Regions from separate parts of the Homo sapiens genome. Here region 2 is linked to region 1. A link is an interaction called in ENCODE POLR2A ChIA-PET data of the cell type or tissue named here. Cell type or tissue: HCT116. All regions are shown on one strand.

The links. Peaks named below come from ENCODE experiments on the same cell type or tissue, not always from the same donor. Only the 100,000 strongest peaks of a DNase experiment are listed, where the experiment ranks them.
Region 2: POLR2A ChIA-PET joins it to region 1 with 6 read pairs; 3 of 35 experiments call an interaction of 5 or more read pairs at or near these places.

Annotation. Positions count from the first base shown.
Region 1 is chr10:31,979,137-31,987,136 of GRCh38, reverse strand. The region is part of intron 2 of LOC107984219 (a long non-coding RNA gene); the gene reads right to left. LOC105376485 (a long non-coding RNA gene) reads left to right here. Exons shown (of 3, transcript XR_930806.3): 3 at 6,094-6,355. It also overlaps the pseudogene RPL34P19. Among named protein-coding and RNA genes, the nearest start is that of ARHGAP12, 54 kb to the right of the region's middle. In HCT116, no CTCF peak of the experiment used is centred here; no DNase peak of the experiment used is centred here.
Region 2 is chr10:31,893,383-31,901,382 of GRCh38, reverse strand. All of the region lies in intron 3 of ARHGAP12 (Rho GTPase activating protein 12), which reads left to right. Among named protein-coding and RNA genes, the nearest start is that of ARHGAP12, 31 kb to the left of the region's middle. RefSeq lists an enhancer at 1-322. In HCT116, no CTCF peak of the experiment used is centred here; a DNase peak (open chromatin) is centred at 4,182; H3K27ac peaks cover 2,758 bases.

The DNA.
Region 1 (8,000 bases):
TATTAATGGTAGTTTGATGGGAATAGCATTGAACCTATAGATTACTTTGGGCAGTATGGCCATTTTCACCATATTGATTCTTCTTATCCATGAGCATGGAATGTTTTTCCATTTGTTTGTTTCCTTGAGCAGTGGTTTGTAGTTCTCCTGGAAGAGGTCCTTCACTTCTCTTGTTTTGTACATATTCTTTGTAACCACCTTTTAAAATGTTATTTTATTTTTTTTGAGATGGAGTCTTGCTCTATTGCCCAGGCTGGAGTGTAGCCATGTGATCAAGGCTCACTGCATCCTCTACCTCCCCAGCTCAAGCAATCCTCTGCTTCAGAGTAGCTGGGACTACAGGCATGTGCCATCATGCCTGGCTAATTAAAAAAAAAATTATTTTTGGAGAGATAGGGGGTCTCCCTATGTTGCCCAGGCTGGTCTTAAAACTCATGGATTCGAGCAATCCTCCCACCTTGGCCTCCCAAAGTGCTGGGAATACAGGCATGAGCCACTGTGCCCAGGCTATAATCAATTTTTTTTCACCTAACAATATATTGTGATCATTTTCCATATCATTAACTATTCATCTGCAACATGATTTTTAGTGGTGGTATGGAATTTTTTCTCTGTATTTATTTTAAATCACTTAGGTACTTTCTATTTTACTTTTTATCACTGTAAATACTGCTGGGATGAACATATACTTTTTTTTTTCTTTTGCTTAAGTATATTGAAATCTTACCATGCATCAGGCACTACACTAAAGTGTTTTCTACATTATCTCATTTACTTCTCACAATAGCCCTGTAAGGTAAATGCTATTATCATGTCCATGTTACAGATGAGGAGCGTGCTGCATGGAGGCTGGGAACAATTCGCCTAAGATCATGCAGTGCTGATGCCCCTAATTCACCTGAGGGTCACACTGCAAGTAGATGGCAGAACCCGCTTTAGTGTGAACTCAGACTTGTCTAACTGGGGAGCTCGGCTCTGAGCATCTTAACTTCCTTCCCAAGTAGATATTATTGAGTAATCCATGAATATTTCCTTACAATAAGTCAGAAGTGGAATTGAGGGAGTAAAAGCATTTAATACATGCTGTCAACCTGCCCTCCAGAAAGTTTGCACCAATTTACACTGCCCCCAGAAATAGAGTAAAGTACCTATTTTTGCCTGGGCAAGGTGGCTCATGTCTATAATCCCAGCACTTTGGGAGGGTGAAGCTGGAGGATCGCTTGAGCCCAGGAAGTTTGAGATTAGCCTGGGCAATATGGCAAAAACCCGTTTCTACAAAAACTAAAAAATGAGCTGGGCATGCTGGTATGCACCTGTAGTCCCAGCTACTTGGGAGGAGGAGGTGGGGGGATTGCTTGAGCCTGGGACGTCAAGTCTACAGTGAGCCACGATCACGCCACTGCACTCAGCCTGGGTGACAAAGCAAGACCCTGTCTCAAACAAAAATTCAAAAAAAAAAAAAAAAGTGCCTATACTCTTGGCCCATACCTGCTAGGGATTATCTTCATCAGAATCTTTGCCAGTTTAGCTGGTGAAAAAAGCTATCATGGTTTTTAGTTTTCCCATATTTTGTATTATAGTATAATGCTGGCTACCTTTTATGATGGTTTACTGTGTGTTAGGAGAATGTAAACCCTGAGAGGTTTGAGACTGCTGTCTGTTTTGTTCACTGCAGTACCCCCGGCACCTGGCAGAGTATCTGGTACACAGTAGCCACTCAATAAAAATTTGATAAATAATTGAATAAGTGAGTGTGCTGGTCATTGAGGTCAGCACTTTACACAGATAATGTCATTAGTCTTCACAGCACTCCAAGGCCTTAGCTAGTATTCATACCATGTGCGCAGTCCCCTCTGACCCAATGGGCACCCTGAGGGCCTCAATTTGACCCTCAGGTTCAGCTGCTCCAAAGGAGGATTGCCCATCTCCCTTGATTTCCCTATAATCCCCCAAAATGAATTATTTTCAATTTTTAATTTTTTAAATTTTTTGTAGAGATGGAGTCTCACTATGTTGCCCAGGCTGGTCTGAAATTACTGATTCAAGCGATCCTTTCCCCTTGGCCTCCCAAAGTGCTGAGATTACAGCGATGCATCTGGCCAAAATGTACTCTTTGTACAACACATAATCTATATTTCAAGTCAGATCACCCCATTATATATCTACATTTGGTGAAAATATGCCCATCCATTTCCCTATAATGTAATGGCAGAAACACAATTGTTTTATAAGGCTTTTGATTTAATTATTCAAAAAAGCTTCAATTTAAAATTTAGCTTTGTGGGCCAGGCGCGGTGGCTCACACCTGTAATTTCAGCACTTTGAGAGGCAGAGGTGGGTGGATCACGAGGTCAGGAGATCGAGACCATTCTGGCTAACACGGTGAAACCCCATCTCTACTAAAAATACAAAAAATTAGCTGGGCGTGGTGGCACATGCCTGTAATCCCAGCTACTCGGGAGGCTGAGGCAGGAGAATCGCTTGAATCTGGTAGGCAGAGGTTACAGTAAGCCAAGATCGTGCCACTGCACTCCAGCCTGGGCAACAGAGCGAGACTCTGTCTCAAAAAAAAAATGTAGCTCTGTGACTCTGCCCAAGCCTTCAATGCTTTCACAGTGATTTTCTGCTCCTCACTAAGAAAAGCACACTGATCTTGTCACAGATATATTTAGTGCACATCGAAGCACCACGGGCCCTGCTAACATGCTTTTGTTTGTTTTAGACAGCATGTTAAGAATTTTAGGTCTCATGGCATAAACCTCTCCTGGTCGGCCTGAGCACATCCCATACCCAGATTTTGGTGCTGTCTCACTCCTCTTGGTATAAAGCTAAACAATTCCATTACCAGAGGCTCAGGCCAGCCTGGTCTTTTTTGTTTTTGTTTTGTTTTGTTTTGTTTTGTTTGAGACAGGTTCTTGCTCTGTGGCCCAGGCTGGAGTGCAGTGGCACGATCTCAGCTTGCTGCATCTACCTTCCAGGCTCAAGTGATCCTCTCGCCTCCACCTCTTAAGTAGCTGAGACTTCAGGTGATGCCACCACATCCGGCTAATTTTTTGATTTTTTGTAGAGACGAGGTCTCACTATGTTGCTCAGCCTGGTCTTGAATTCTTGGGCTCAAGTGATTGATCTTCCCACCTCGGCCTCCCAAAGTGCTGGGATTACAGGTGTGAGCCACCTCACATGGCCTACCCTAGTCTTATTGGCAGCTATATCGTAGGATAGCCTACAAGGGCATATCAAATGCTGGACCATTTTGAGTGCTTCTAGAAACGGAAAAAGAATCAGAAAACTAATTATATTTATAGAGCTTGGAAAGAGCTCTATTAAAAACATTAACCATAATCCTTTTTTATATATTTTGCAAATATCTTCCATTATTTTCATTTGCTTTTTAATTCTATTTATGGTGTTTTGTTTTAACTTGCAGATGTTTTACCTTTTCTGGTAGTAAAATCTATCAGTTGCTCCTTTATGGCTTCTTTGCTATTGTACATAGAAGGCTTTTCTACCTTAAATTGACTAATAACCCCACATAGTAACTAACCATTTCTCTGTGGAATTCCCTGGAGTCAGAATACAAGCCGTGGCTTTCCAAAGTAAAATCAAGGTGGCGGTGCACAGGACTCCATTTTCACATAAAAGCACCAAATGAGCTTTGCCACTGCTCCAAGGTGATCTCAACCGCCCAGGCCTGGGGTGCCAAGGTGCTTGACTCTGGGTGAGGATATGGGAGTATCAGTTCCATTTCTTCTCCAGGTCCTACAGGCTGGTGCTATACTCTCTGCAAAGCATCCACCACAAATACTATTGCAGACCCTTGGGGGTAAAACGCTGGGTTTTACCTAAACCTATAGGTAATAAGGATGTATGTTTGTGGTAATTAACATGTGTATATTCATTCATACAATTTTCCTCATAAGGCTTCAAAGGACTGGACAACAAAAACTAAATAGCTTCAAAACAGTCTCCTACGGTAGTAGAAAATTAGATAAGGATGGAAAAGAACATTAACAAACTAAACCAAATGTCATTGTAGGTCAAAAACCAGAATTTTCTATGTATATGAGCGAGAATTAGTGAAGACGAAGGAATTTACAACATGCAAATGAGTTAACTGTTAATGAGTAGTAATGAATTCTAAGTATTTATTGAATTCCAATGAATTCCAAGTAAAGGGCCCTGCTTTCAGTCCCTTGTGAGAAAACATGGAGCCTACAAGTGGGAGGATGGCTTTTTTTTTTTTTTTTTTTTGAGATGGAGTCTCGCTCTGTTGCCCAGGCTGGAGTGCAGTGGCCTGATCTCGGCTCACTGCAAGCTCCACCTCCCGGGTTCCCGCCATTCTCCTGCCTCAGCCTCCCGAGTAGCTGGGACTACAGGTGCCTGCCACCACGCCCGGCTAATTTTTTGTATTTTTAGTAGAGACGGGGTTTCACCATGTTAGCCAGGATGGTCTCGATCTCCTGACCTCGTGATCCACCCACCTCGGCCTCCCAAAGTGCTGGGATTACAGGCGTAAGCCACCGCGCCTGGCCGAGGATGGCATTTTTAAAGGCCTTTATTTTGATTCTACATTGAGCTCAGGAATGGTCTGGATACAGTTAAATCTTACAGAAGTAACAGTGAATGTAATATTGTTCCCTGTGCTACATAGTTATCAAAAGCACCTTCAGAACTTATTGCAGCCTCCCTCTGTCATATTAGAAGAAGATATAAAGTTACAACGGCAGCATGAGGGTGTGTGATGACAAGGTGGAATGGTAATTAGTTGCTAATTAGAACTTTCTGAAACATTAGGGTAATCATCATAGGAAAATCCCACTCAATGTTGTATGTAAGTTAAAAATGCCCCAGGGTAGCTATTAATTCCTGAAAATAGCAGCAGGTATGAGCACTTCAGCTGAAGTTAATCAACATTTCTATTACCTACTCGGTTTCTAGAGGTTACAATTTTATATTTTTCATGGTGGAACATCAGTCTGGTATTTATACCCATATTATGTGATTTATAAATTTAAAAACATCTCATTTTATTGTAAAGCTGCTGTCAAGGAGAAAACAGGTTTTAAATAAAATTTGCTTTAATAAACTTTTTTTTTTTTTTTTGAGACAGAGTCTCACTCTGTCGCCCAGGCTGGAGTGCAGTGGCGCGATCTCGGCTCACTGCAAGCTCCGCCTCCTGGGTTCACGCCATTCTCCTGCCTCAGTCTGCCGAGTAGCTGGGACCACAGGCGCCAGCTACCACACCCGGTTAATTTTTTGTATTTTTAGTAGAGATGGGGTTTCACCATGTTAGCCAGGATGGTCTCGATCTCCTGACTTTGTGATCCGCCTGCCTCAGCCTCCCAAAGTGCTAGGATTACAGGCGTGAGTCACCGCGCCCGGCGACATTTTTTTTTTTCATATTGGATGTAGTCCACTTTGTTTTTCCCTTGGAGATATTTTCCTTTTCATCAAGAAAGGTACTTAGGTAACCCACACACATGAAGGCATAAACAGAGCTCAGAGACAAGTCATATGGTCCTTACATGAACCTTTACTTCGTGTTGATACATTTCAGATCTTTAAACCATTAGAGGCCAGGCGTGGTGTCTTACACCTGTAATCCCAGCACTTCGGAAGGCTGAGGCAGGAGGATGGCTTGAGGCCAGGAGTTTGAGATGAGCCTGGGCAAAAAGTAGTGAGACCCTGTCTCTACGAAAAATTTTAAAATTAGCTCAGTGTGGTGGCACACACCTGTTGTCCCAGCTACTCAGGAGGCTGAGGCAGGAGGATCGCTCGAGCCCAGGAGTTCAAGGCTGCAGTGAGCTATGATCGGGCTACTGCCCTTCAGCCTAGGTGACAGGGTAAGACCCTGTCTCTTATTTTTAAAAATGTATATGATCTCTTAGTTTTTGGGTCAGGACTCTGGGAACAGCTTTCCCAGGTGTCTCAGGCTCTAGGTCTCTCATGAGCCTGCAATGAAGCTGTCAGCCAGGTCTGCAGTCTCATCTGAAGACTACACTGGGGGAGGGTCCACTCCTAAGCTCACATACCTGGTTATTTTCAGTCTCAGTAAATACACTTCCAAGCTCACTTACATGTGCCTCTCCACAGGACTCACTAACAAGGTGGCTGGCTCTCCCCAGAGTGAATGATTCCAGAGAAGGCCAGAAAGAGTCACTGCATCTAAAACGGAACCTGCAGTATTTTGTAACCTCATCTCAAAAGTGACAAACCATCACTTCTGTCATAGTCTTGTCTTTAGAAGTCAGTCAATTCAACCCACGTAGAAAAAGGGGATTGCACAGCAATCCCATTACTGGTTATATACCCAGACAAATATAAATCATTCTACCATAAAGACACACGCTTGTGATTGTGAATGTTCACTGCAGCAAAGACACAGAATCAACCTAAAGGCCCAACAATGACAAATTGGATAAAGAAAATGTGCTACATATACAACGTGGAATACTACGCAGCCATAAAAAAGGAGATCATGTCATTTTTGCAGGAACATCGATGGAGCTGGAGGCTATTACCATTAGTAAACTAACTCAGGAACAGAAAACCAAATACTGCATGTTCTCACTTATAAGTGGGAGCTAAATGGTAAGAGTGATGAAGGCAAAGAAGGAAACAACAGACACTGGGGTCTACTTGGGGAGGGAGGGTGGGAGGAGGGAGGAGCAGGAAAGACAACTACTGGGTACTGGGCTTAACACCTAGTGATGAAATAATATACACAACAAACCCCTGTGACATGTTTTTACCTATGTAACAAACCTGTGTATCTACCCCCAAACCTAAAATAAAAGTTAAAAAAAGGAGGGGATTATACAAAGGTGTTAATACAAGGAGCCAGGGATGCTAGGGGGTCATCTTAGAGGCTGCCTACCACAACTGGTAACTGGTATTTTAAAAATTTTATCTACTGATGTATCAATCTATCTATCTACCTATCTATCATCTATCTATCTGTCTCTCTGTCATCTATCTAGTCTCTGTCTGCCTGTCCTTCCTATCTATCTATCTATCTATCTATCTATCTATCTATCTATCTATCTATCTATCTATCAGTCTTGCTCTGTTGCCTAGGCTCTAGAGAGCAGTGGTGTGGTCACAACTCACTGCAGCCTCGACCTCCCAGGCTGAAGTGATCCTCCCACTTCAGCCTCCCACCAAAGTAGCTGGGACTACAGGTCTGCATTACCATACCTGGCTGGGCTTTTGTTTGTTTGTTTTGTTTTGTTTGTAGAGACCCTGTCTCTACTCACTGTGTTGCCTATGATGGCCTCAAACTCCTGGTCTCAAGTGAGACTCTTGCCTCTGCTTCCCAAAGTGCTGGGATTACAGGTGTGAGCTACCACACCCAACCTTTTAAGTTAGTTTTAATTTTTGTCATTTGGAACAAAAGTGGTCCTGACTAATATATCCAGATGTCATGAATCTAGCCCCAAATAGTCTAGCTTCCCTTAATAAAGCCATCATAACAATGCCTTTTATAAAAGTATCTAAATATGTTGAGTACATTCATATTTTTCAGCCTTATTAGTTTAACACTTAGAAAACTCACACCCTATTGTGTGAACTACTACAGAAAATACTTTCTTGTTCCATTTAAGTTCCCCAAGAGCAAAGAGAAATGCCTTAAGTATTATAATGCTTCTCAACATGTCACATAGTATCTGGTCACACAGTGGATTCTCAACAAAGGCATTTTTTTTTTTTTTTTAAAGATAGGGTCTCACTCTGTAGCCCAGGCTGAAGTGCAGTGGTGCAATTTTGGGAGGGAGGTGGGGGGCAGCCCCCGCCTGGCAGGAGGGAGGTGGGGGGCAGCCCCCGCCCGGCCAGCCGCCCCGTCCTGGAGGGAGGTGGGGGGCGCCTCCGCCCGGCCACTGCCCCGTCTGCGAGGTGGGGGGCGCCTCTGCCCGGCCGCTCCGTCTGGGAAGTGAGGAGCCCCTCTGCCCGGCCGCCACCCTGTCTGGGAGGTGTACCCAACAGCTCATTGAGAACGGGCC
Region 2 (8,000 bases), 86 kb after region 1:
TTTTTGTATTTTTAGTAGAGATGGGGTTTCACCATGTTGGCCAGGCTGGTGTCAAATTCCTGACCTCAAGTGATCCTCCCGCCTCTGTCTCCCGAAGTGCTGGGATTACAGGCATGAACCACTGAGTCCAACCAGTTTCTTTTTCTTTTCTTCTCTTTTTTTTTTTTTTGAGACGGATTCTTGCTGTCACCCAGAGTGGAGTGCAGTGGCGCAATCTTGGCTCACTGTAGTCTCTGCCTCCCAGGTTCAAGCGATTATCCCGCCTTAGCCTCCTCAGTAGCTGGGATTACAGGTGCACCACCGTGCCCAGCTAATTTTTTGTATTTTTAGTAGAGACGGGGTTTTGCCATGTTGGCCAAGGCCAGTGTCAATCTCCTGACCTCAAGTGATCAGCCCGCCTCAGCCTCTCAAAGTGCTGGGATTACAGGCTTGAGCTGCTGAGACCGGCCCAGTTTCATACATTTTTAATAAAGTTAGGTTGTTTTGTCATAGTCTGCATTCTGTCCTGGAATTCCCGACCCACCTCAAATGCCTACATTAAAAAAAAAATTTGCATACATTGGGGTTCATTCTTTGTGTGGTAAACTTAAATGGGTTTTAACAAATGCGCAATATTGGGTATCCACAATTACAGCACCATACAGGATGTAATTACTACCTTAACATCCTCTGTGTTTCACCTTCCTTCCCTCACACTTCTGGCAACCAGTCATCTATTGACTCTCATTGTAGTTTTGTCTATTCTAGAATGTCTTTTAATTGGAATTACACAGTAGGTAGCCTTTTCAGATTGGCTTCTTTCACTTAGGAGTGTGTATTTAAGATTCATCCATGCCTTCTCATGGCCTGACAGCTCATTTCTTTTTATTGCTGTATAATCTAATCGTATGGATCTTTCACAGTTTATCCATTTATCTATTGAATGATGTCTTGGTTGCTTCCAGTTTTTGTTGGTTATTAATAAAACTGCAATGAACATTCATGAGCAGATTCAAATCAGATGGGTAAATCCTTAAGAACATGATGTATGGTATGTTTAACTCTGTTTAGTATGGTATGACTCTGTTTAGCTTTGTAAGAAACTGTCAAACTGTCTTTCTAAGTGGTTTTTCTATTTTGTATTCCCATCAGCAATGGATGAGAGTTGTACCACATATTCACGAGCATTTGGTATTACTAGTTTTTTGGATTTCACCCATTCTAATACATGTAAAGTATCTCATTGTTTTAGTTTGTATTTCCTAATTGCAAATAATGTTGAGCATCTTTTCATATGCTTATTATTTGCCATCTTTATATATTCTTTGGTGAAGTGCCTATTCAGGTCTTTTGTCAGTTTTTAATTGGGTTGTTTTCTTATTGATGAGTTTTAAGAGTTCCTTGTATATCTTGAATGTAAATTCTTTAATCAGATGTATGTTTTACAAATACTTCCAGTCTGTAGCTTGTCTTTTCATTCTCTTAACAGTGACTTTTGTAGAGCAAAAGTTTTCAATTTTAATAAAGTACAAAACTAAACAATTATTTCTCTCATGGATCATATTTTTACTGTTGTATCTAAAAACTCATTGCCAAACCAAAAGTCACCTAGATTTTTCTGTTTCACTTCTAGAATTTTTATAGTTTCTCACCTTAAATATAGGCCTGTGATCCATTTTTAGTTAATTTTTTGTGAAAGGTGTAAGGTCTTTAGGTTCATTTTCTTTGCATATATCCATCTAATTGTTTCACCACCATTTGTTGAAAAAGACTTTTCTTTCTCCATGGAATTGACTTCGTTCCTTTGTCAAAGATCAATTTTTGTGGGTATGTTTCTGAACTTTTTATTCTGTTCCATTGATCTCTGTGTCATTCCTTTGCTAATACCATGCTGTCTGGATTAATGTAGCTTTATAGTAAGTGTTGAAAGTAACTAATATGTGTCTTCCTACTTGGTTGTACTTCAGTATTGTGTTGGCTGTTCTAAGTCTTTTGCTTTTCCATGTAAGGTTTAAATTTCACTTTGTCCATATCTACAAAATAGTTTGTTGGGATTTTGATTGGAATTGGATTGAATCTACAGATCAAACTGGAAAGAATTGACATCTTAACACTATAGTCTTGTAATTCATGGACAAGGACTATGTCTTCATTTATTTAGACTGTTTTCGATAACGTTCATTAGAGTTTTGTAGTTTTCTATAACCTTTAGCTATCACCCCACTGTCGTCTGTGGTCCTCAGCACCAAGCAACCATTAATCTATTCTCTATCTCCATAGATTTTCCGATTCTGGACCTTTTATTTTAGTGGAATCATATTTATGTGGTCTTTTGTGACTGCTTTCTTGCACTTGACTAAATGTTTTCAATGTTCAGCCATGTTGTGTGTAGCATGTATCAGTACTGCATTCCTTTTTGTGGTGGAATAATATTCTATTGTTTATCCATCTGCCACTTTTGGAGCATTTTGATTGTTGCCACCTTTTTTGGCTAGTATGAATAATTCTGCTATAAACATCTGTGGACGTGTTTTTTTTTGTTTGTTGTTGTTACACTATTTTATTGTTGTGGGAACATCACAGAGTGTACTTACACAAACCTAGATGGTCTATCCTCCTCCACACCCAGGCTAGATGGTGTAGCCCGTTGCTCCTAGGCTACAAACCTGTACAGCATGTGACTGTCCTGAATACTGTAGGCAGTTATAACACAGTGCTAAGTATTTGTGTATCTAAACATAGAAAAGGTACAGCAAAAATACAGTATTATAATCTTATGGGACCACGTTTGTGTATGTGGTCCACCATTACTGAAACGTTATTCAGCATATGACTGCATATAAAAATGCAGTTGGGCCAGGTGCGGTGCTCACGCCTGTAATTCCAGCACTTTGGGAGGCCGAGGTGGGCAGATCACGAGGTCAAGAGATCAGGACCATCCCACCAGCAATGCATTAGGGTTCCAATTTTTCCACATCCTTGTCAATACTTTTTATTATCTGGCTTTTTGCTTATGGTTATTCTAGTGAGTAGGAAGTGTCTGATTGTGGTTTTAATTTGCATTTGCCTCATGATTAATGACGTTGAGCATCTTTTCATATGTTCATTTGCTATTTATATATTTTCCTTGGAGACATATTTATTCAAATTCTTGGCACATTTTTAAGTTGCGTTGCCTTATTATTGAGTTGTAAGAATTCGTTATATAGTTTAGGTAGAGGTCACTTACCAAATGTATGATTTGCAAATATTTTCTCCCCTCTCCCATTCTGTAGTTGTTGAGACAAGGTTTTGCTCTCTTGCCCAGGATGGAGTGCAGTGGTGCGATCATGGCTCACTGCAGCCTTGACCTCCTGGGTTCAAGCGATTTTCCCACCTCAGCCTCCCAAGTAGCTGGGACAGCAGGCTCAAAAACAAGCCTGGCTAGTTTTTGTATTTTTTGTAGAGATGGGATTTTACCTTGTTGCCCACGCTGGCCTCAAACTCCTGGGCGCAAGCGATCTGCCTGCCTTGACCTCCCAAAGTGCTGGGATTACAGGAGTGAGCCATTGAACCCAGCCTAATAGTAGATATTTTCAGTTTCCCGTCTAATAGTTCCATCTGTGCCACAGCTGAGTTTGATTCTGTTGCTTGCTTTGTTTCTTCATACTGTTTTTTTCTTGCCTTTTGGCATGCCTTGCAATTTTTGGTTGAAAGCCAGACACCATATATCAGGTGATAGGAACTGAAGTGGGGTATTGGGTTATCTGAGTAGAAACTGGATTGCTTTTAATGTTCGCTGTAGTTGTAGGTACCAGAGGCTTTAAATTCTTCAGACATCAGTGTTTGTCTCTAAGAGATTTTCCTTAGTATCTACTTAGATACTAAGTATCTAAGATTTTCCTTAGATACTACTTAAGGTAGGCGCCCCCACCCCACACCCAACTCCCACCCTGTGCCCCTCAGTTCACTGTTGATGTACTGGAGGCCTGTTGGAGTGGTGGTAAAGTATGGGGAAGGGGATAGTGTTCTGTTAGGATTAAATCTTAGCCTTTTAGTGTGTGTGCGTCATGAGCTGTGAATTTTACAAGTGTCTCTTAGTTTACCCTTTCCCTTAGGCAAGACCAGGGATGTGGAGTCTGGGAAGTGCCCTTTCCTCAGGTCAGATAAGGCTCTGGTAAACCCTTTTAAGTCTTTGTAAGTCTAGGAAGTAAGTCTTTGTTATGATGAATGACTTGGGCTTATTTCATACTAGTTATTTTTTCCCTCCCCTTGTCAGAGCTATGGGAGTATCTTCTTGGCTCTTTACTGTAGGAAGCTGATGTTGTTTTTGGAAGTAAACCCCACAAAAGTATAAGGTCTTTCTTTCAAGACTGCCACTCCTAGAAGTTAGTCATTCTCATCCTAGTCCACACTTAGCCTCCAGCAGTTCATTGAAATGACCTTTAAATGTTCCTTCCAGTTTATAGCTCCAGGGTTTCTGTTCCAGGGAAATAGATCTGTGTGACTCTGAATTTGCCTTGCTCTCCAAATTTTGGGGTAGTGGTTTGACACGTGACTTTGGTTCTGTAATGGGTCCTAGAAATAAATTATTTTCAGTTTGTTCAGCTTTTATCTTGGTGTTAGGATGAGAATGATGACTTCCAAGCTTGTTACATGTCTGAGCTAAAATAGGAAGTTCTACAGTTGATTTTCATGTTCATCTTGTATCTTGCCACCTTGCCTAACTCACTCACTGATTTTATGAGATGTTTTTGTATGGTTTATTAAGAACCATATACTTTGCTGAAGCCCTTTTTTTCCCCCTCATAATCACATTGATGTTCGTTTAATATGTGTGTCTTATCAATCTTGAGTATCAAGTTTCCCAGGTCCCTATCATTAGAAAGTATGATCTGAAACTGGGGAGTAGAAATGATAGGACTTTTCTCTATGAGGCTGACACGATGCCAGAAGAAAAAGTGATAACTGACAACCTGACATTTAGGAAGAAGGCCAGAAATCTATAAAGCTTAGAATCATATTATTTTAAAAATGCAATAATGAGTTTTTATGATGATGACCATAAATCTAGAAATGTTTACATTTGTTACATACTAGCTTTTTTTTTTTTTTTCAAAGTAAAAAAAGTTTAATGATGTCCTGGATCACATCCATTATTTTATTTTATTTATATATATATTTTTATTATACTTTAAGTTCTTGGGTACATCTGCACAATGTGCAGGTTTGTTACATATGTATACATGGGCCATGTTGGTGTGCTGCACCCATTAACTCGTCATTTACGTTAGGTATATCTCCTAATGCTATCCCTCCCCGCTCCCCCCACCCCACAACAGGCCCCGGTGTGTGATGTTCCCCTTCCTGTGTCCAAGTGTTCTCATTGTTCATTTCCCACCTGTGAGTGAGAACATGCGGTGTTTGGTTTTTTGTGCTTGCGATAGTTTGCTGAGAATGATGGTTTCCAGCTTCATCCATGTCCCTACAAAGGACATGAACTCATCCTTTTTTATGGCTGCATAGTATTCCATGGTATATATGTGCCACATTTTCTTAATGCAGTCTATCATTGTTGGACATTTGGGTTGGTTCCAAGACTTTGCTATTGTGAATAATGCCGCAATAAACATACGTGTGCATGTGTCTTTATAGCAGCATGATTTATAATTCTTGGGGTATATACCCAGTAATGGGTTGGCTGGGTCAAATGGTATTTCTAGTTCTAGATCCTTGAGGAATCGCCACACTGCCTTCCACAATGGTTGAACTAGTTTACAGTCCCACCAATGTAAAAGTGTTCCTATTTCTCTACATCCTCTCCAGCACCTGTTGTTTCCTGACTTTTTAATGATCGCCATTCTAACTGGTGTGAGATGGTATCGCATTATGGTTTTGATTTGCATTTCTCTGATGGCCAGTGATGGTGAGCATTTTTTCATGTGTCTGTTGGCTGCATAAATGTCTTCTTTTGAGAAGTGTCTGTTTATATCCTTTGCCCACTTGTTGATGGGGTTTTTTCTTGTAAATTTGTTTAAGTTCTTTGTAGATTCTGGATATTAGCCGTTTGTCAGATAAGTAGATTGCACAAATTTTCTCCCATTCTGTAGGTTGCCTGTTCACTCTGATGGTAGTTTCTTTTGCTGTGCAGAAGCTCTTTAGTTTAATTCGATCCCATTTGTCAATTTTGGCTTCTGTTGCCATTGCTTTTGGTGTTTTAGACATGAAGTCCTTGCCCATGCCTATGTCCTGAATGGTATTGCCTAAGTTTTCTTCTAGGGTTTTTATGGTTTTAGGTCTAACATTTAAGTCTTTAATCCATCTTGAATTAATTTTTGTGTAAGGTATAAGGAAGGGATCCAGTTTCAGCTTTCTACATATGGCAAACCAGTTTTCCCAGCACCATTTATTAAATAGGGAATCCTTTCCCCTTTTCTTGTTTTTGTCAGGTTTGTCAAAGATTAGATAGTTGTAGATGTGTGGTATTATTTCTGAGGCCTCTGTTCTGTTCCATTGGTCTGTATCTCTGTTTTGGTACCAGTACCATGCTGTTTTGGTTACTGTAGCCTTGTAGTATAGTTTGAAGTCAGGTAGCGTGATGCCTCCAGCTTTGTACTTTTGGCTTAGGATTGACTTGGTGATGCGGGCTCTTTTTTGGTTCCATATGAACTTTAAAGTAGTTTTTTCCAATTCTGTGAAGAAAGTCACTGGTAGCTTGTTGGGGATGGCAATGAATCTATAATCTACCTTGGGCAGTATGGCCATTTTCACGATATTGATTCTTCCTATCCATGAGCATGGAATGTTCTTCCATTTGTTTGTATCCTCTTTTATTTCACTGAGCAGTGGTTTGTAGTTCTCCTTGAAGAGGTCCTTCACATCCCTTGTAAGTTGGATTCCTAGGTATTTTATTTTCTTTGAAGCAATTGTGAATGGGAGTTCACTCATGATTTGGCTCTCTGTTTGTCTGTTATTGGTGTATAAGAATGCTTGTGATTTTTGCACATTGATTTTGTATCCTGAGACTTTGCTGAAGTTGCTTATCAGCTTAAGGAGATTTTGGGCTGAGACGATGGGGTTTTCTAGATATACAATCATGTCATCTGCAAACAGGGACAATTTGACTTCCTCTTTTCCTAATTGAATACCCTTTATTTCTTTCTCCTGCCTGATTGCCCTGGCTAGAACTTCCAACACTATGTTGAATAGGAGTGATGAGAGAGGGCATGCCTGTCTTGTGCCAGTTTTCAAAGGGAATGCTTCCAGTTTTTGCCCATTCACTATGATATTGGCTGTGGGTTTGTCATAGATAGCTCTTATTATTTTGAGATACATCCCATCAATACCTAGTTTATTGAGAGTTTTTAGCATGAAGGGCTGTTGAATTTTGTCAAAGGCCTTTTCTGCATCTGTTGAGATAATCATGTGGTTTTTGTCTTTGATTCTGTTTATATGCTGGATTACGTTTACTGATTTGTGTATGTTGAACCAACCTTGCATCCCAGGGATGAAGCCCACTTGATCGTAGTGGATAAGCTTTTTGATGTGCTGCTGGATTCGGTTTGCCAGTATTTTATTGAGGATTTTTCCATTGATGTTCGTCAGGGATATTGGTCTACAATTCTCTTTTTTTTGTTGTGTCTCTGCCAGGCTTTGGTATCAGGATGATGTTGGCCTCATAAAGTGAGTTAGGGAGGATTCCCTCTTTTTCTGTTGTTTGGAATAGTTTCAGAAGAAATGGTACCAGCTCCTCCTTGTACCTCTGGCAGAATTTGGCTGTGAATCCATCTGGTCCTGGACTTTTTTTGGTTTGTAAGCTGTTAATTATTGCCTCTATTTCAGAGCCTGTTATTGGTCTATTCAGAGATTCAACTTCTTCCTGGTTTAGTCTTGGGAGGGTGTATGAGTCGAGGAATTTATCCGTTTCTTCTAGATTTTCTAGTTTATTTGCATAGAGGTGTTTATAGTATTCTCTGATGGTAGTTTGTATTTCTGTGGGATCGGTGGTGATATCCCCTTTATCATTTTTTATTGCGTCTATT